Regions from separate parts of the Homo sapiens genome. Here region 1 is linked to region 2. A link is an interaction called in ENCODE POLR2A ChIA-PET data of the cell type or tissue named here. Cell type or tissue: IMR-90. All regions are shown on one strand. Links, peaks and the distances in the headings refer to the core of each region. The heading gives the core; the rest is flanking DNA.

Region 1 (10,108 bases), core at 2,945-6,944, 290 kb before region 2:
TCCGCCCGCCTCGGCCTCCCAAAGTGCTGGGATTACAGGCATGAGCCACCGCGCCTGGCCAATGACATCCTTTAAAAGCTCTTGGCTACACTTGAATTCATCAGTTTCCTTTTAAAAGAGGAAGGTTTCTTCCCGTTCCCTCCCAGATCCCTAAGTGTGCTGCTTTATAGATGATTTCAGGCTCAGTTCTGAAGGTTGAAGAGTTTGTTGGGTTTGGGGGGAGGGGAGAAAAGGCGGCTAGATAGGAGGTCTACGGGCCTTCTGGGTCCGGTTCTTTAACTGCTCTGCTGCTTTTATAGCGCCACGGAGGCCGAGGCAAAGCGTGTCAATGAAACAAAGGACAAACATGAAACAAAGCGCCAGGGGCCACCGCGTCTTGATCAAATCTAAGAGCGATTCCAGTTAATGAGTAACATAACCCCACCACCTTTTTCATGGCTTTAATTATTACAGCCGGTAAGAAATATTCAAGCCATCCCTGTTTAGTGATGTTTTATTTACCCCTAAAGGCTGAAGTCTTCATTAAGTGCAGAAGAGTTGTGTTCAATTCAACACATATGGTGAGATCACAAACTGGCTTATTGTACTTTTTTAGTGTCTCTCCCTCTCCACACACACACACACACACACACACACACACACACCCCCAAGGACTCTGAGTACACAGTATACAATCTCAATCTGGCAATATCACAATTTCAAATTACCACAAGGATGATTTTTTTTTTTTAAATCTTATTTCTGAATAGTTTCCTTATTCTCAATTTTTCTAGCACAAATCCATCTTCTCATAAGGCCATTTCCTACACTGATTAAAGCGCAAGTCACTCTTGCTACAAAGGAGTCTTTCTTTGGCCCCAAATGTTTCACTCACATACATGAAAACTGGCTAAGTTCCTGAATGGCACAGAGCCTTTTGGTTTGAGAAGCCTGACAAAATGTCTAAGTAGTAAAAAGAACTGGTAAAACGTGAGAGCCTGTTATTTATTGCAATTCACATATCCACACGATCAACAGCCATTACTTGCTTTTTTTTTTTTTGGAGTGTGGAGACTTAACTCTGTCATGGAACTCCCTGATTATGGTATTTTCTGAAGTTCACAATGTTATGTATTCTAAAGGGAAAAAATTAACCAGCCATGGCTTTCCAGGTACAATCTTTGAGGAAGGGAGACTGTTTACCGTGTTTTCTATCAGAAAAGGAATGTTTTCAGCTCATCTGCACTTGGATCAATATTTTTATCTTTGGGTATCATTTGGCATTGCTGTCACTGGAGCTGCAAAAAACATGGGAGGAGCCAGGATAACCCAAAATTCTCATCCTGCACTTTGCAAAAGAGAGGACAAGCTGGGTGTCGCTCTGTCATGTGTGGTCCCACCTCCAGGAGCTTGGGCCAGGAGGGAACTGGGAATGCCTATGCCCATCAGCAATAGGCGTCCTGGGGGCACCTGGTCAGAAAGACATAGAGGAGGGGAGGGAGAAAGGTCCCTGCTCTCCTCTTTCATCGCAGAGATGGAGACAACTTCTGAGGAAGAGCTGGAATCCTGGGGTCAGAGGAGGCAGCCCAGGGGGAAATGCACATGGCCTGGGCCTCAATGCCGTTCCTTCAGAAAAAGGGGGTTACCACGTGGCTCTGTGGTGGCCCCAAGGTGGGAAGATGAACTTGGCTTTGTGTCTGATCATCCACTTTATTAGCAGGATCACATATCGTGGGACACAGCCTTTCTTCCGCTCCAGTTCTCAAGAAACCATTCCTGATAGCAATATAATTCTAAATGTGAGTAATAAAATGCATAATAAAGAGGCTGGGCACTACATTTTACAGAGGATGGGAAAGCAAAGTTGATTTTGTACGTGCAACTGTTCCTGTCAATGGACAAACAAGCCTGTGGGAAGGGACTGGGGCAGCAGAATCCCCTGGTGTGGCTCTGGCCTCAGGGTCCCCTGACTGTGTGCCTCCTCTCTCCTCTACCTACTGAGGTCCCCTGGGAGGGAGGAGAAGCCACCTGTAACCTCTTGCTGCTCAGGTATTAAAGCAGGGCTGATGAGGCCTGTGCCTCTGAGCTCCTCAATGCCCCAATGCTATTTTTATTATGTTCCCAGAATTAAATTCAAATAGCATCTTTAACATGCTTTAGTTCTGTGGGAAAAGGAAACACATCAATCATGCAATAACTATAAAAATTTAACATCCTGAAACCTGTTTTTACAAACTCTAAATAAAAAGTCAGCAATCTTAGTCTGCCATCACAAATCATTGTTCTTGACAATAAATAATGATAGTGGCTATTTTAAAGATTTCTTAAAATTAACATGAAAGGTGAATGAATGAATGAATGAATGAATGAATGAAGAAACATGTCTATAGCAGGGATAAACAAATTAGCAAGCTCCTAAGTTGTTTCTGTTTATACAGCCTGCTTAAAGCTTTTGAGAGAAATATTACTTATGTTAAATGTATTTAATTATAGGATAGGAATTCCTTAAAACTATGGTCCAGTTTTATTTTTTGTTTTTGAGACAGGGTCTCACTCTGTCACCCAGGTTGGAGTGCAGTGGTGTGAACACAGCTTACTATAGCCTGGACCTCTTGGGGCTCCGGTGATCCTCTCACCTCAGCCTTCCAAGTTGCTGGAACTACAGGTGTGCACCATCACACTTGCATCATTTTTTAGTATTTTTTTTTGTAGAGATGGGATTTCACCATGTTGCCCAGGCTTGTCTCAAATTGCTGGGCTCAAGTGATCTGCCCGCCTCAGCCTCCCAAAGTGCTGGGAATACAGGCATGAGCCACCGCACCTGGCCAACAATTTCAGTTTTTAAAAAATTTTCCCATAGGTCTTATTTTTCTCATGCCCACAATACTACTTTTCTTTGGACCATTCTCAATTGCTCCATCTTGCTCAAGATGCAGACTCCAACAGCATGGGCCGATCCCATGTTAACTCCACCATTATGCTATTCAATATTTAAAGACATTGAACACATGCTCACATGTGTTCCATTTGACTTCTGTCCATCCAGAAGGCCCACAATAACCCTCTTTCAAACCCAGAGCTGGTCACTTTGGCACATGAATCTAAACAGTGCTTGGTATAACAGGATCATTTCGATTGCCAAATTTACTGGCAATCCTATGTTAAGCCCGCCTCATCTGTGAACTCATCGAGGTTATCCGTAAGTCCCAATTTCTAGTACAGATATTAAGCCACACCCCAGAACTGCTCCTATCACCTCCCTACTGGCGGCAACGGAGGCACTGATGAGCACCCTTTGGGTCAGACCTGTCCGCCTAGAAGTAACCTGGACTTACCGAGCTTGCTGCTAGCAATAAGAAGATGTACAACTTCTAAGAATCTTAATGTAAGACTAATTAAAAGAACAGGAAAAGAAATGAAATCTCCCTTAACAAGACTCGTTCCCTTGAGGAGATGCCTTCTCTTGCAGGGCACCTTGGAGGCAGAGCACACCTGATGTGCTTGCGTTGTAGAGACATTATCACTGTGCAACAAAAGAAGTTATTTATAGCTGCTTTGTCTTTATTTCCTAGGTCTAACCACCAACATCTCTACTTAGCCAGGTAGTGGCCTGGATTTGTTTGCTATAGTTACTGAGACTTGTGGCAAACATGGTTTATATCATTAGGCTTTTTATTGTTTCATTCTGTTTTGGGGGTGTGTATGTGTTTATATTCAGATTTAAAATGTGTGCAAGTTGCCTAGAAACCAAAGTGCAGAATTCACAACCTAATGCATGCTAAATTGCAGCTGCTGGAAAACATGTTCCTTCACCTACAGTCTGGGCTGGGCTCATTCCTATCTACCCTGTCATTCAAGTTTGATGGTATCTAGTTTTCCAGGGAGTTTGGTTTAGTTATATCATCACTTTTGGTATAACTGGAAAGAAAGTGTTTTTTGTTTTTCACCTTGCTTAAAAGCCCATTTTTTCTCCCCAGAAAACTTAGGTTCTTCTCCTGCATCAGGACAGTACATATAACTTTCGGTGTGGGAGACACAGGCTCAAGAGGCCGAGAACTTGCTTGCATGGAGCATGGACGGACAGACAGCTGGATGGAAGGTTTCTCACATTACTGTATTTCCCACACCGAGCACCTTTCATCTAAGGAGCTCCACACCATCTCATACGTGCCTGAGGTGCCAACCTTCCCCACCACGGCATGACACTCAGGGTCTCAAGGCAGAAAGCCGGTCAAGATCACTGTAAATTAGGAAGTGAAGCCAAATAAGCCCTTAGGAATGTATTAGCTTGCACTGAGAGGTACATTACTTACAGAAGCCCCTTCTACTGTTGCCGCAATTCTTCAGGAGTAAGCATGGCCCTTCCCCAAGAGCAGCTGAAGGCCCACAGACAGACGCTGAAGAGGAACAAATAGTGCTCCAGGGTTTTTCTTTTCAGTTTCACTAGCTGGACCATTCCTACTCCTGACATGCTCTTTCCTAAGTCCTTCAGCAATAAGAAACTGTGCCCAGAACAAAAGTTATGTTTTATTTTATGCCACAAAATTAGGAGTGGAAAAGAAATGTGAATATCTTATGAGAAAAAAATGCAAGTTAAACTTCCTGGAAAAGACCTGAATTCATCGAGCTTTGGTGCTTGTATACTATAAGCTCAGACAATAAAATTCTACCCACTCTCTTTAACTGAATGCGGTAATACTTTTGACAACAACTTTAAGGTGTCAAGGAGAAAAATATTTTTCATGGTTAACTGTACAGCCTATCATCTTCTATCAATGAACACTAATCAGTTTTCTGGCTGAAATAAAGAATGACTTCAGAAAGAGTTCTTAAGATAAAATGGTTAGGGATTGATAAAGGAAAACCACCCCCCTTTAAAAAATCAAAATAAAGGCTAAAAGGTGAGGTAAAAAAAAAATTATCCTGAAACTTCATAAAATAGCTATTTAAAACCAAATCAATAATACTGCTGTGAGGTCTTTTTAGAAAAAAATTAAAAGCCTCTATGGGTTTGCTACAATTTTCATGCCCACTCTTAGGCCGAAGACAGCTCATACATCTGTGGTGTTCAACTAACTAGCAACTTAGGTTCTGAATAAAAAGTACACAGAGATGTTACCACTTTCTGCAAGTAGCACACTGGAATGCATTATCTGCCACATCACAGGGAGCATCCATCCCATGACAATGACATTGTCAAAAGATGGCACACGGGCTGCAGACTGCTAAGGCAAGCTTGTGGCCAGGCTGGAAGACTGACAAGATGAAAAGATCTCTAAAAACCCACAGTCCCTTCAGGGTGACTTTAAGCCAAGGTGCCCAGGCAGCAGCTGTCCCTCCATCTCTCAGCTGAGCTATGCTTGGCCACCTCTGAAACAAACTATAGTTTTATTCCCCACAAAAAAAAAAGAAGAAGAAGAAAGAAGAACAAGAAAGGAGAAGAGGAGGAGGAAGAAGAGGAGGGCGGGGAGGAGGAGGAGAAATAAAACAAAACCCAACATTCTGACATTTACCGAAAGGAATGAAGTGCTGCTCTTGTTTATAAAGAGCAAGTAAACACATACTTTATGGCAGATATTTGAAGATAATTAAAAAGTAAGGAAACTTTTAAAAAAGATTAAATACCTTTAAAAGAGATGAAAGATTTTCTCTCACCCCAACCCCCAACTATGATTCTTGTCATTTAAAGGGCAACTACTATTAGGAATTTGTTTAAAAGTTGGAATTTTTTTTCCAAAGGCAAAGATTTAAAGCAAGTAAGACCTATCAGATAAATTCCATCTTCATGAATTATAACTTAAAGAAATAAAACATTTTATTTTCATGCTTTCAAATATGAAATGTTTTAAAATATCCTGAGAAATCAGTGGTAAAATCTTAAGAAAGCAGGCAAGATCAGTGGAAGATTCCACCTGTCCTCAAGCCTAGGCTTAGGGAAAATGAGATCACACAAGATCATATGCACATCCTCACAAAGGAACCTTTAAACAGGACAAAAATTCTTAAAGCCATGTAAATCACTAGACAGCAAAAATCTAGGGAGATTTAAAACACAAATATTTGCATAATCCCTTCTATTCAAGAAAACTCAGTGTGACCACCATCACGGAAACCTCTCCCGGGGGTCTACAGTCACCACCCTCAGACCTATTTTCTGGGTAAAGCATCTGAAAGCATGTGGTAGGAGGGAAGTCTGTCATAACTGAGTGAATGATTGGGGGCCGGTGCCTGCTTTTACTGACAAGCAAGTAAGGCCACACAGCAATTTCTTTAAAAAAAAAAAATTATCTGGGCTGGGCGCAGTGGCTCATGCCTGTAATCCCAGCACTTTGGGAGGCTGAGGCGGGCAGATCACCCGAGGTTGGGAGTTCAAGACCAGCCTGACCAACATGGAGAAACCTCGTCTCTACTAAAAAAAATACAAAATTAGCCGGGCATGGTGGTGCATGCCTGTAATCCCAGCTACTCAGGAGGCTGAGGCAGGAGAATCACTTGAACCCAGGAGCCGGAGGTTGCGGTGAGTCGAGATCGCGCCACTGCACTCCAGCCTGGGCAACAAGAGCGAAACTCCGTCTCAAAAAAAAAAAAAAAAAAAAAAAAAAAATTATCTGAAGCTGGTGTCAAAGAGATTTATTTTAAAAAACAGCAAATCACTAATACAAAGGAAATTCCTTAGAGATTTACTACCCACCTTAGATACCTTTACTTAGATTTTTCAAGATGTTCCAACTGGCCCTGAACTTGATTGCATCAAACTGTTAGGTCTGGCTGCTGACTGCTCCTACGAGATACATCACAGGAGCAGACTTCCCCAACATGCCAACAATTAATGTCCAGGTTCAGGAGAAAACTGGTATGTCATCAATGTAGGGATGGTTTTCTTTCAACCAAACACCGCATGTTCTCACTCACAGGTGGGAATTGAACAATGAGAACACACGGAAACAGGGTGGGGAACATCACACACGGGGGCCTGTCATGGGGTGGGGGACAGGGGGAGGGATAGCATTAGGAGAAATACCTAACGTAAATGATGGGTTGATGGGTGCAGCAAACCAACATGGCACATGTATACCTATGTAACAAGGCTGCACATGTATCCTAGAACTTAAAAGTATAAAAAAAAAAAAAAGAAAAAAGAAAAAGAAATGGTTTTCTTTCAAATATTAAATGAAATGTTGGGTGTTATTGGATGTCTTCCCACTTCTCTCCCAAGTTCATAACAAAACCTGAATCCTATCAATCAATCCAATGCAGCGATTAGAGGAAATCCCAGCAAGGCCCGCTTCTCAAGCTCCTCTTCTGAGAGATCTGTATCAGCAAACCAGGATCCGCTTTATCTCAGTGTGCTTCATGTTGAGTCAAAGACTGTCAGTTGATCAGAATTAAGAGCAAACTTGATCCAACCTTTCCCTATTAAAAACACAAGGGTATTTACATCTTCCAAACAAATGCCTTCAGCCCATATAAAAACTGATGAGCCAAAATGAGGCCTCGCAGGCCACTGTGTGTGATTCAAGGGAAAAATTATTAATATCCAAGTAGAGTTTCATGATTATCTCTCCTTTTCAAATTGCTTCAACCTCAGCCCTCATGTCATTCCTGACCCATGTATAATTCTCAAATTATAACAAGCATAGTCTCAAATCCTCTCATCTAAATGACCTGTACAGACACTTAAGTAGCATTTACCCATTTGGTAGATTCTTTGGTATTTCCTAATACTATTCTATCAAACCCACCTATATTGCAAGGAAGGAGAAAATGGGAGAAAACACGTCTTAATGGGTGTCTGGGTCTATTTTCCCTTGTCAAAGATCTCCTTTATGAAGACACCTGTCCAAATTACTATATAAAAGTACAGTAAAAATAAAGTGGAAGCAATCGCTACCTACATCTTGGCTTCAAGCAAAAAACAATAATATCACTATGTCTCAAATATAACTGAAAACTCCCTTGTTTTCAAATAGGTACCCTGGAATAAAGCAGTATCAACGTCAGGACTCAGAACCAAACCTCTAATGGAAGACAAGGCAGGGATGTGTCTTCAGTACGTCATTTAGACAGCAATTCTGTCATCATCAATGACCTCACAGAACTAACAGCTGACAGCAAAGCAAGGGGAGAAAACAATATATAAGATTTTTAAATCTCCACTGGGTTAATCAAATAATATAATTTGATATAAATTTATTTTCACAGTATCCCCAAATTTAACTGCTCACAAATGAAATTGGGGATGTTTAACTTCTGAATATACAGAATGATTTCTGTGACTTCTATATGTAGAATCCTTATGTATTTCATACTCTTATTTCTATAATGTTACAAAAGAAAGTAAATACGAAACACTGTATTGTGATTTGCTGAACCCTGACAAAGACTGAATTCAGAGATAATTTTTAAATGTCAAAAATTTCCCATGTGGCCTTTTTGATGAAAGACATATTAAGTAGAATACAGGCTTTATTATTAATTATAGCGTCATATAATTAACCTACTACTTCATTTTTACGAAGGAGGAAACTTCAGTTAGGGAACTGTAGCTTCTTTAGAAATGGAACCTTTTCTAAAGAAGGTTCTAAATGGAACCTTTCTAAACATGAAGAATCACACCGACTGATGGAGACAGAACCACATACACATGAGCCTATCAATTCTGGCTCATCATATCACCTATCAAAGAATGGTAGAGAAACACAACAGGGAGGGAGGAGAGGGAAACTGAATGAGTACATTTTGCTGGAAGGAAGGAATCACCACTTGGGGTTTTAGGGGGTAAGAGAGGAGCATGGAGAGACATGCTGAGCACACGGCACCAGAACAAACAGGTGGAGGAGACGTTAGTACTAGAAAGAGGAACAAAAGTACAAGAGAAAAAGGCGTAGAACAAAAGAAGAGGTGAAATGAGGACACAGCGGACTTATATCTGTTTGGCCAACTCTAGACTCCATGGACTAGTGGTAAGGAACCGTCTCCGAGATTAACAGCACATAGCACAGGAGCTATTCTTAGCTGGCTGCGCTGGCTGAAGCTGTAGGCACCTTCCCCCAACCATGTCAGGTGTGCTTCCAACTGCACTTTTTCCAACTGCAATCTCCCTGAACAATACGTGGCCATCCCAAAAACAGCCATTCTAAAATGAACTCTAGTGTTCTAGCACTTGGCACAGTATCAGAAGAATCCTTATCCCCATTATACACACCTATACATGCACATGCCCATCACATAGCCTGGTCAGAAAAGAGCTCTGGGGCTCTCAGGGCTGCACGTCCTGTAACATCACTGATGAGGCTGTTTTGTCATAAAATAAAAGCACAGAGGTGGGAACAACTCCAAACCACCCTCCCCTCACTTAGTCATGTATTTACCTACTGATTTGGGTGCCAATTATTTATTCCTAAGTAACACCTAGTATTTACTAGCTACAAAACAGGCTCTGTTGCAGGTGAAGTATTCCAAAGTGAGGTTTTGTGCCTAGAGCAGAGTAGCCTGGGAGAACATCAGCTCCTCAAGAAAACATTCTCCAACTAGCCCACTGTACACCCAAGGTGAAGGACCCTCTGGTAGTGCACATCGCCACCTTTCGCTGGCTCACCATAGGACAGAGGAGAACGTTTTCACATTTCACTCTCTGGCTTTTGTTTCAGTAATACCTTTGAATGGCAGAGTTTACTTAACAGATAACATATCTGAAAGCCTCACTTGAAAACCAATGCTGCAGTATCTGCTTCATTTCCCTGGGAGGTGGACAGGCTTCCTGATGGGCCATGCGAGGTCTGCCAGTCTTTCTGGCCCAGAACAGCTCCCCTGCACCTGTGAACACCTGGCTGGCCACAGCACTCAAGCCAAGAGGCCTATCTACCACTCCAGGTGGGGGTGGCCTGAAAAGGAAGGGCCAGAAGCAGGTGGCCTCCGCTGGCCAGGTGCAGTGGGGTTTTTCTCAGACACACACGATAAAGTGTGTTTGCAGGCTCACTGTGAGTCCTGCTGGAGGGTTTCAGGGCCCCCCAGTTAGTTTGCTTTCCTGGGACATGTACCTTCTGATCATGCCCCTTTCCATGTTATGGTTAATGTAACAGGATGAGAGAAACCACAAAGTACAAAAAGCTACAGGACACTGAGCCAC
Region 2 (10,108 bases), core at 3,396-7,395:
ATGGGCAGGGGACATATTTGCTTCAAATATATTAGTCCTGAAATCTTACTTATATTATTAATTTATTAGAAAGTCTTTATTTTTGTACTTAGCAAAATGGCAGCCCATTCTTGGTTAATTTATCCAAAGTTTTGAATGACTAGAGGCTGAACTAATTTTTACTTTATTCAAGATTGGAATTTCCTATTTTTTTATTTATTATTCTATTTCAAAATAAATATATTCTAAAACACTAACCATCCCTCCAAAATATCTACTGGCTTCCTCCTTCAGGAGAAATTCTCAAGAATATTGGTTTGGACAAACTGACATAGCATGGAACCAGTTTTTTCCTCAAATGTTGGGGCAGGTGTTAAACTTTCCAGCCCTTCAGCACTCTTCTTTCAGCTCACTTTCATATCTCCCCGACTTGCTAAAAATTGTTCCTGGTACCCTTAAACAGTTAATAAACTTTGAAAGCTGATGTCATTTTAAACAGCAGAAACTGGCCAATCTAATGACCACCATTATCTCTGGTAAAATTTTAATCTTTGAGTTTAGGATATGCTTTTAGTCATTTTATTTGGTTTCTTGCATTTCAACCTTAAGCTTTTCCCCTTTGTTCATGCCTATTTATTTTTCTTTTACTCGAAGTAAAAATATAGTGTTAAAACAACATTGAGCTATATGTTCTAACTGTACAAGTACCAGCATATTCAGAGTTTAAATTCTCTCTGGAACCGTAACTCTAACTAGCATAAATATATGCTACAATAGGGTCTTTCACTACAAAACTCATACCCGTGGGGCAATGTCATTTATCACTGAGTAAATAATGCAAGATAACATAATGAAAAGGGGATTTTGCTTTATTCCCTTAACTATAAATAAAAATATGTAGCACTTTGCAGGATTACCACATGTGGTATGATATTAACTTAAAGACCAATCTTTAAGCCAAACTGTAAATAAGATAAACTGTGCTCTCTGGTCTCAAGTTTTAAACAGTCTCTCTTTGCTCTAAATTTACTGCTTTCAGGAAGCACGTAAGAGTGACTGCATATAATTTGTGATCATGTAATGAAAGACTCTATTGTGATATGTATATTCAAAAAAAAAAAAAAAACCCACTGGAGTTAATGCTGTTGTGGGAATTATAAAAAGTGCCTGTGTTGAAGATCAATGCAGTAAGGCCAAGTCAGTCTCAGTCAAAGACCTTTTCCTGAACAAAAAAAGCAAATCACTGTCAGTTGTGGCTTGATTTATATATTATAACCAGTCAAGTGGGGGGGAGGGGGTCTAAAATGTGAACATTGAAAACAAAAACTGATTTTATTCCATCAGTATATGTCTACCCTGAACTATGCTGAAACATGATGTGATGTGATGAACTCTGGCTTCCCTGATGGCAGCTTGTGTTGACTCTGGCTTTGTTGATCACATCTTCGCACCCAGATGCCATTCCTCTTTGGTGCCTAATGTGTTTATGCTCACATTATCAGCAGGCATTTGGGTTGCAAAGATAAGATTGGAAGTGATTTCACTCTACTTTAAAAGGTGAAAGAATGTATCCCTTTGATTGCTACTTGCTTGCAAAGTATAGCATGTTTCAGTTTTCTGAAGCGTACCACTTAAACTAAATTATAGCAGAGTGGTCAGAAAAGGATTCCTGGGAAAACTCATTACAGTTATAAAGAAATGGAGATTTCACTTTTCTACTCCATTTTTTAAGAGGTTATACCTGCCTAGGGGACTGACAATCAAGGTACTGGAAAGATTACAGATAATGAAATGATGCTCAGAGAGCCTAAGTGTCTGAGATTTCCAAGATGTCAACCCAAGCAGTTGAACTCCAGAGTGTTCTTAACCGAGATATCCATGGCCTCTATTGCACAGCAATCCAAGTAACCATGACATGATACCTTATATCAATGTCACATGGAAAACCAAACAGAGGTCCACTACCTACCATAGCAAAGGCTAGAGGAAACCCACTGGCTGGATTCAGGGTGGTGAAGGGAGAGTAATTAGGTCAGGGAAGGGAGAGGCGGGCACAACAATAGACACACTACATCTCTGCCCAGCTCTTGTCTCATTCTAACACTCGAAAGAGTTCAATGAAAGAGGCAATAACGAACGCAAGCAACGATGTGAAGAAAGGGGAACCCCTGTCGTACATTGTTGGTGGGAATGTAAATTAGCACAACCACTATGAAGTACAGTATGGAGGTTCCTCAAAAAATCACAAATAGAAATACCGTATGTTCCATCAATCCCACTGCTAGGTATATACTCAAAAGAAAGGAAATTAGTATATCAAAGACATACCTGCACTCCCATACTTACTGCAGCACTATTCACAATAGCCAAGATTTGGCATCAACCTAAGTGTCCATTAACAGACTAACAGATAAAGAAAATGTGGTACATATACACAGTAGAGTACTACTCAGCAGTTAAAAAGAATAAGATCCTGTCATTTGCAACAATATGGATGGAAACGGAGAACATTATGTTAAGTGAAAAAAGACAGGCACAGAAAGACAGACTTCCATGTTCTCACTCATCTGTGGGAGCTAAAAATTAAAACAATTGCCGGGCACGGTGGCTCACGCCTGTAATCCCAGCACTTTGGGAGGCTGAGGCAGGCAGATCACGAGGTCAGGAGATCGAGACCAACCTGGCTAACACGGTGAAACCCCGTCTCTACTAAAAATACAAAAAATTAGCCGGGCATGGTGGCAGGCGCCTGTAGTCCCAGCTGCTCCAGAGGCTGAGGCAGGAGAATGGCGTGGACCCAGGAGGCGGAGCTTGCAGTGAGCCGAGATCACCCATTGCACTCCAGCCTAGGCGACAGAGCCAGACTCTGTCTCAAAAAAAAAAAAAAAATTAAAACAATTGAACTCATGCAGATAGAGTACACTGGTAGTTTCCAGAGGCTAGGTAGGAGGGAGAACGGGGATGGTTAATGGGTACAAAGATACAGTTACAGACAATGTTGAGATACAGTATTTGATAGCACAACAGGGTGACTACAGTCAGCAATAATTTGTTTTGCATTTTAGAATAACTGAGAGTATGATTGGAATATTCGTAACACAAGGAAATAATCAATGCTTGAGGTGATGGATACCCCATTTCCCTGATGTGATTACTACATATCGTATACCTGTATCACAATATCTCATGTACCCTTATAGGTACATATATACCTAATATGTATCCAGAAAAATTAAAAATAAAAAAAGAGCTCAATGAAAATGAGAAGTCAACAGATTATTTCAACAGGTGGAAGTTTTGAAGCATTTTTCAAATTTTACAATGTTTAGAGCACTTAAAGCACTGTATCTGTATTTTTCATAACTTTGCTGAGTGTTTTCCAAAATTAGATATAATTTAAACTAAATAATTTTATCGTAAATCCAATTTGTACCATATTTTATTCTTTTTTTTTTTTTTTTTTTTTGAGACAGAGTCTCACTCTTGTTGCCCAGGCTGGAGTGCAATGGCACAATCTTGTCTCACTGCAACCTCCGTCTCCTGGGTTGAAGTGATTCTCCTGCCTCAGCCTCCCAAGCAGCTAGGATTACAGGCATGCACTACCATGCCCAGCTAATTTTTGTATTTTTACTAGAGACGGGGTTTCTCCATGTTGGTCAGGCTGGTCTCGAACTCCCAACCTCAGGTGATCCGCCCACCTTGGCCTCTCAAAGTGCTAGGATTACAGGCATGAGCCACCGCAACCAGCCCACCATATTTTGTTGTTGTTGTTGTTGAGACAGAGTCTCACTCTGTCACCCAGGCTGGAGTGCAGTGGCACGATCTCGGCTCACTGCCAAGCTCCGCCTCCCGGGTTCAGGCCATTCTCCTGCCTCAGGCTCCCGAGTAGCTGGGACTACAGGCGCCTGCCACCACACCCAGCTAATTTTTTGTATTTTTAGTAGAGATGGAGTTTCATTGTGTGAGCCAGGATGGTCTCAATCTCCTGACCTCGTGATCCGCCCGCCTCAGCCTCCCAAAGTCTGGATTACAGGCATAAGCCACCGCGCACAGCCCCATATCTTATTCTTAATCATGATTAAGGATTAAGTAACCCCACTCCATTCCTCCCTCCCCACCATTGCCTTGTTATTCAGTAACCTTCATTTTTACCGAGTGTGGACTAGAGGAAGAAGCTGAGTAGCCCACGCTGGACCCCATGGTCACAATGTCAAAGCACTTCATTAATGCTCTCACTGGGACTCCCAAGTCCCTGCTCGCTTAACTCTGACCACATCTACCGCAGCATCAAGACTAACTCCCAGGTATGCCAGCTTGCATTTTTCCCTGTTTGAGTCAACTGAGATTTGCAGATTCCCATCCACGTTTCCCCTCCTAATGACCTTATCTGCTGTGTGGGTAGTTACCTGGGTTCAATCCAACCCCTGTCCTCACCCCCGGGTCCACTCCCATGGCCTCTGTCCTCCACTCCATTCCCAGCCATGGAACACTGCCATCTCCCTCCTCCCTCATTGATTTTCCCATCTTCCAGGTGGTAGAAGCCTTTTGAGTTGCTCATGATTTCCTATTGGAAAAAACAATAACAAAATGTGCTTTCCCTTGCTGGGCTCAATAGCTAACACTCTAGTTGTTGCTTTTGTTTATCTATCAAACTTTTCTGACCAGAAGGTTATAACCTTTTCTATTTTGTGACTGCATATTTCTTAAACTGTTGAAATCTGGCATCTGATCACACCACTTCACTACAAGTTTACTTTCAAACATTCACAATGACTTACTTCTTGCCAAGTCTAGTTTAACCTCAGGCCTTATTTTCCTTGACTCTCTGTGGCATCTCATACCACTAACTTTCCACCACCTCCGATGATTCCTGGGACACAGTATCATCCACATCTCTTCTTCTTCTTCTTCTTCCTCTTCTTCCTCTTCTTCTTCCTCTTCTTCTTCCTCTTCTTCCTCTTCTTCCTCTTCTTCTTCTTCTTCTTCTTCTTCTTCTTCTTTTATATTGCAAAGTGAAAGCAAGTTTATTAAAAAAGTAAAGGAATAAAGGAATGGCTACTCCACAGAGAGCAGCCTGCATCTCTTCTTACATGCCTGTCTCCAGAACACTGGGTGCCTCCCAAGGCTTAGCCGTGGGCCCTCTTCTCTTTCTGAAGTCTTTCTCTTGCTCACATCTCAGGTACTCAACTCATTATTCTACAAAAAGGATTCAACTTGCTATCCAGCTCTGATCTCTACATCCCTGCCTCCTATCTCCAAAGCAATGCTTCTCCAACAATCTGCGGTTATTTTTCCCCTTATACTTTCATAAAATATAATAAAAATAGATCACTAAAAAGAAAAAGAAAAAAACACAAAATTACATGCCCCAAATTTGTATTAGATTCAACATAAATATAATCAGGGCAAACTATAGCATAGAAATAAAGAAAAGTGGCCAGGTGCAGTGGCTCACGTCTGTAATCCCAGCATTTTGGGAGGCCGAGGCAGGCGGATCACGTGGTCAGGAGATCAAGACCATCCTGGCCAACATGGTGAAACCCTGTCTCTACTAAAATACAAAAAATTAGCCAGGCGTGGTGGCGCGTGCCTGTAGTCCCAGCTACTCGGGAGGCTGAGGCAGGGGAATCACTTGAACCTGGGAGGTAGAGGTTGCAGTGAGCCAAGGATCGCGCCACTGCACTCATCAGCCTGGCGACAGAGTGAGACTAAGTCCAAAAAAAAAAAAAGAATTAATATAAACATTTCTAAATGAGTACCCTCTATTTCTGCACTTATTTCCTTGCAAACCAATTACTGCCTGTGGGTAGGCACTGGTTGGTGGGCTACTCATCAAGGAGCACAGCTCTAGAGGCCTTGAGGGCACCCCACTGGTCTGCTACCATCCCCTCAACACACACCAAAAGTTTTGCTTCACATTGACTCCTCTCTTCTTTGTAACTCGACCCAATCAATGATCAACTTTTAAATTCTACTGCTTTAAATTCTTGTATACAACTCTTCTCTGTATTGACTGCAACAACTGTGACCCAGCAGCTAAGACCACCCACTTCAACTATTACACAACCACCTTCTAAATAAGACTCCCTGTGTGGTCGTCAGTGCTATTTTTGAATACTTCCAGTTCTTTCTACCCAGCCCCTCCCCACAAACATAGAAGGTTTCTTGAACCCCTGTAACTGGTTACTGACATGTGACTGCACTCTAGTGCTGAGTTGTAAATGGAAGTATGCGTGTCCCTTCCAGGCCTAGCATTTAATCATTAGTGCATAACCCTCTAGAGTGCTCTTCTCTGCTCTCTAAAGGTAAACAAAATGTGACATGTTGGTTGTTCTATCAGCCTGGGTCTCAGAATGACTGTGATGAGCAGAGTCCCCAGTTCAGCTGTGATGGAATAGCATGACCAAGAAACGTACCTTCTTTTTTGGGGGGCCGCAAAGATTTTGGAGTTGTTTTTAATTACTACTAACTTAATCTATTCTGACTTATATAACCTGTCCAAGTCTCTCCTCTCTATAGAACCATACCACTAAGAGTAAGATTCCTGAAGCGCTAATTTAATGTCACGTCCCTGCTTTTAAAAAAAAGAAGGGGGAAGGCCGGGTGCAGTGGCTCACACCCGTAATCTCAACACTTTGGGAGGCCGAGACGGGCAGATGACGAGGTCAGGAGATGGAGACCATCCTGGCTAACACGGTGAAACCCAGTCTCTACTAAAAATACAAAAATTAGCCAGGCATGGTGGCGGGCGCCTGTAGTCCCAGCTACTCGGGGGGCTGAAGCAGAAGAATGGCGTGAACCTGGGAGGCGGAGCTTGCAGTGAGCCGAGATCGCACCACTGCACTCCAGCCTGGGCGACAGAGCAAGACTCCATCTCAAAAAAATAAAAAAATAAAAAAATAAAAAATAAAATAAAAACAAAAGGGGGAAAAAGGCCCTGAATGAATTTCCATGGTTTAAAGAAAAAATGCAAAATCCTTACCATTCACAACTCTCACCAACCTATTTTTTCAACCTTATCCTATCAGACCAACCTTCTATTACCTGAATTTGCCAGGCTCATTTCCAGCCACCACCCCACATCCACCCCAACCCAACAGAGAAACACTTTCTCACTCACTCTCTCTCTCCTCCTGCCACCTCCCCATCTTTAAGGTAACAATCAATTGTATCCACTCTGTGAAACTTTCCTCACCAGCCCTATAACAGCTGATGCTTACTGAGTTCTTATTAAGCGCCAGCCTTTGTGCTAGGCCCTTTCAATGTATTAACTCATTTAGTCTTCACTGTAACTCTGATATGGGTACTACTATTATTAAACTTATATTACAAATAAGGAAACTAAAACACAGGAATTTTCCAGCTTGCTTAAGGTTACACAGTTTGTAACTGATGAAGCCGGATATGGACCCAGCAGCCTCTGAACCACTGCCCTCTACTGCTTCTACAACATTCTCATCTCTCCTTTCTCTGAGCTCCCATTATACTATGCTGAACTTTCTGGCATGTGATCTTGTGTCCTGCATGGCTGGTCACTTTCATGTGTGCAGGCCTTATTTACTAAGCTAGACAGTAAACTCGAGGGGTGCAAGGAGCCACTTTACCATTCTTTCTATCACTCAATAAGAAAATGCTCCCAAAAGAATCACTTGTGTGATAAGCACAGTTCTGCTGGAAGGGTTATGCATTAATCATGTTTTTTATTTTCTATATTTTATGATGTTTTGACATCTTGGAGCCTTGCTAATCCTGGAGAAATTGCTCCTCCCAGGGCTAATTCCAAGAGATAGCAAAGAACTTGCCTGTGAGCATGCCTTTCATAGGCAAACCAACCAATCCACAGTCCACAACCACGTCCTTATCTAACTCTCATAGCCCAAGCAATATTGCCACTGTCCTACATCACCCCACAGCCAGGTACTACACAAGCAGGGACCACCCCTAGAGCCCTCCAAAATTATTCAAACTAGCCAATCCTTCATCTGCTCAGCCTGCTAGCCTTGCCTTTCCCACAGAAACCCCAATAAAAGCTCCTGCCCATGCTTCCCCCAACTCTTTCTGCCTCCTGACCAATCCCGGTGCTTCCTCATATGGCCCTGTGTCATATGAGGGCGTGATGCACCCCCTCCTTCTGGGAACTATAATAATAAACTCTTCTTTCAAAAGCAGCTTGTTTCTGTGTCTGTCATCATGCCATACCTGATTAGAACAAATCTGAGGTATCTTTTAAAATAGGGCATCAACTTATCTAGAGGTCCTTGGCAATGCAAACTCCACCCTCAAGATGGGGAGGGCTCTCGTGGTTCTTTCCTGATTTCCTCAGTCTCCACTAGTGGTAGAAAGGAGGGGTTTCAGTGGGTAGAAGAACAGTCCAACCAATAGAATAGGTCTGGTGAACTTCATGCCTAGCGTAACAAGGAGAGACGCCTGGTCTGGCTTCCAGTTACATCTTAGCGGTTACTATTTAGCAGTGGACTGATAACTACAATTGTAAACACTCCAAATCTTTTTTTTTTTTTTTTTGAGACGAAGTTTCGCTCTTGTCCCCCAGGCTGGAGTGCAATGGCACGATCTCGGCTCACTGCAACTTCCACCTCCCGGTTCAAGCAATTCGCCTGCCTCAGCCTCCCAAGTAGCTGGGATTACAGGCGCCTGCCACCACGCCTGGCTAATTTTTGTATTTTTAGTAGAGACAGGGTTTCACCATGTTGGTCAGGCTGGTGTCGAACTCCTGATATCAGGTGATCTGCCCACCTTGGCCTCCCAAAGTGCTGGGATTACAGGCGTGAGCCACTGGGCCCAGCCAACACTCCAAATCTTTAAACTGCCCTTATCTTTAACCAAATCTTTAAATTGCCCTTTATTTTTCCATAAGGATTAGTAAGAAAATCCTTAACCCCAAAAGGGTCTGAAGACAACCACCAGGACAACAAGGAAAGTTGGGAGCTAAGGAAAGTACGGCCACGCTGCAGCCAACCTTGGGAAATACAGAATTCCAGGAGATGGGTGGGTGGAGGCAGCTCTGAGAGCAGAGGAAGCCAGATGAGCCCTGCAAGCTGCCTTCAGGAGGAGAGCAGTTAGAACCTGACATGGACTTGAGACGTAGTTTTGGTCATGAGTGGCCCAGGAGCTTTCCTGGCATTCTTGCTCCTAGACTGACCAGTATGAATTCATGCTTAATAGACACTTTCTGAATAGATATTTCAATCATACAAAACTGAATGTAGTTTTATTATTCATGGGGATTTAGTTACAGTTCACTTTGTCCTTATCATTAATTTAAAATATTTTTCTCTTGGGGCACAGCGGCTCACGCCTGTAATCCCAGCACTTTGGGAGGCTGAGGCGGGCGGATCACGAAGTCAGGAGATCGAGACCATCCTGGCTAACACGGTGAAACCCCGTCTCTACTAAAAATACAAAAAAATTAGCCAAGCGTGGTGGCGGGCGCCTGTAGTCCCAGCTACTCGGGAGGCTGAGGCGGGAGAATGGTGTGAACCCGGGGAGCGGAACTTGCAGTGAGCGGAGATTGCGCCACTGCATGCCAGCCTGGGTGACAGAGCGAGACTCCATCTCAAAAAAAAATAATAATAATAATTTTTTTTCTCGTGTCCTTTTCTGTATCTCCTGTAGCACAGGTGGTACAAAACTGTTCACAGTGCTCTGATGTTCTAGTGTTCCTATGGATTATCTACACATTTAGCCATGCTCCTCTGAAAACCGCCAGAGAACTCCCACTACACAAACACTTCATGTCAGAGGCCAGGAACAAGGCAGGGACATATTCAGAGAGTGGAAGGCCAGGAGAATCCCATTCACCCAAAACTTCCCCAGGTGTTGTCCTGAGCAGGCAACAGGAACCTAGAATGACTTAGAGAAACCAGGTGAACCAGAGTCTTTCTCCTTTGGGAATTCAGTGAATTCAGAACTCCTCTATTCAGAAACCTTAGAGAAGGCCCTTGACCTTCAGACACTCATATTAACAAGTAGCAACTGCACCAAAAAACTATTGGCTGCTTGCTATGAGACAGGCTAGGTACATGAAGTACACTATTGCATTAAATCCTCACTACCCATTGAGGTATGTACTGTCATCTCCATCTTACAGATAAGTAAACTGAGGCCCAGA

Evidence for each region. ChIA-PET counts read pairs that join two places held together with the same protein. Peaks named below come from ENCODE experiments on the same cell type or tissue, not always from the same donor. Only the 100,000 strongest peaks of a DNase experiment are listed, where the experiment ranks them.
Region 1: POLR2A ChIA-PET joins it to region 2 with 5 read pairs; 2 of 35 experiments call an interaction of 5 or more read pairs at or near these places.

Annotation. Positions count from the first base shown.
Region 1 is chr9:95,031,983-95,042,090 of GRCh38, reverse strand. All of the region lies in intron 13 of AOPEP (aminopeptidase O (putative)), which reads right to left. Among named protein-coding and RNA genes, the nearest start is that of MIR6081, 28 kb to the left of the region's middle. RefSeq lists an enhancer at 9,337-9,836. In IMR-90, for the core only: no CTCF peak of the experiment used is centred there; no DNase peak of the experiment used is centred there; H3K27ac peaks cover 954 bases.
Region 2 is chr9:94,738,039-94,748,146 of GRCh38, reverse strand. All of the region lies in intron 1 of AOPEP (aminopeptidase O (putative)), which reads right to left. Among named protein-coding and RNA genes, the nearest start is that of AOPEP, 16 kb to the right of the region's middle. RefSeq lists an enhancer at 3,785-4,286. In IMR-90, for the core only: no CTCF peak of the experiment used is centred there; no DNase peak of the experiment used is centred there.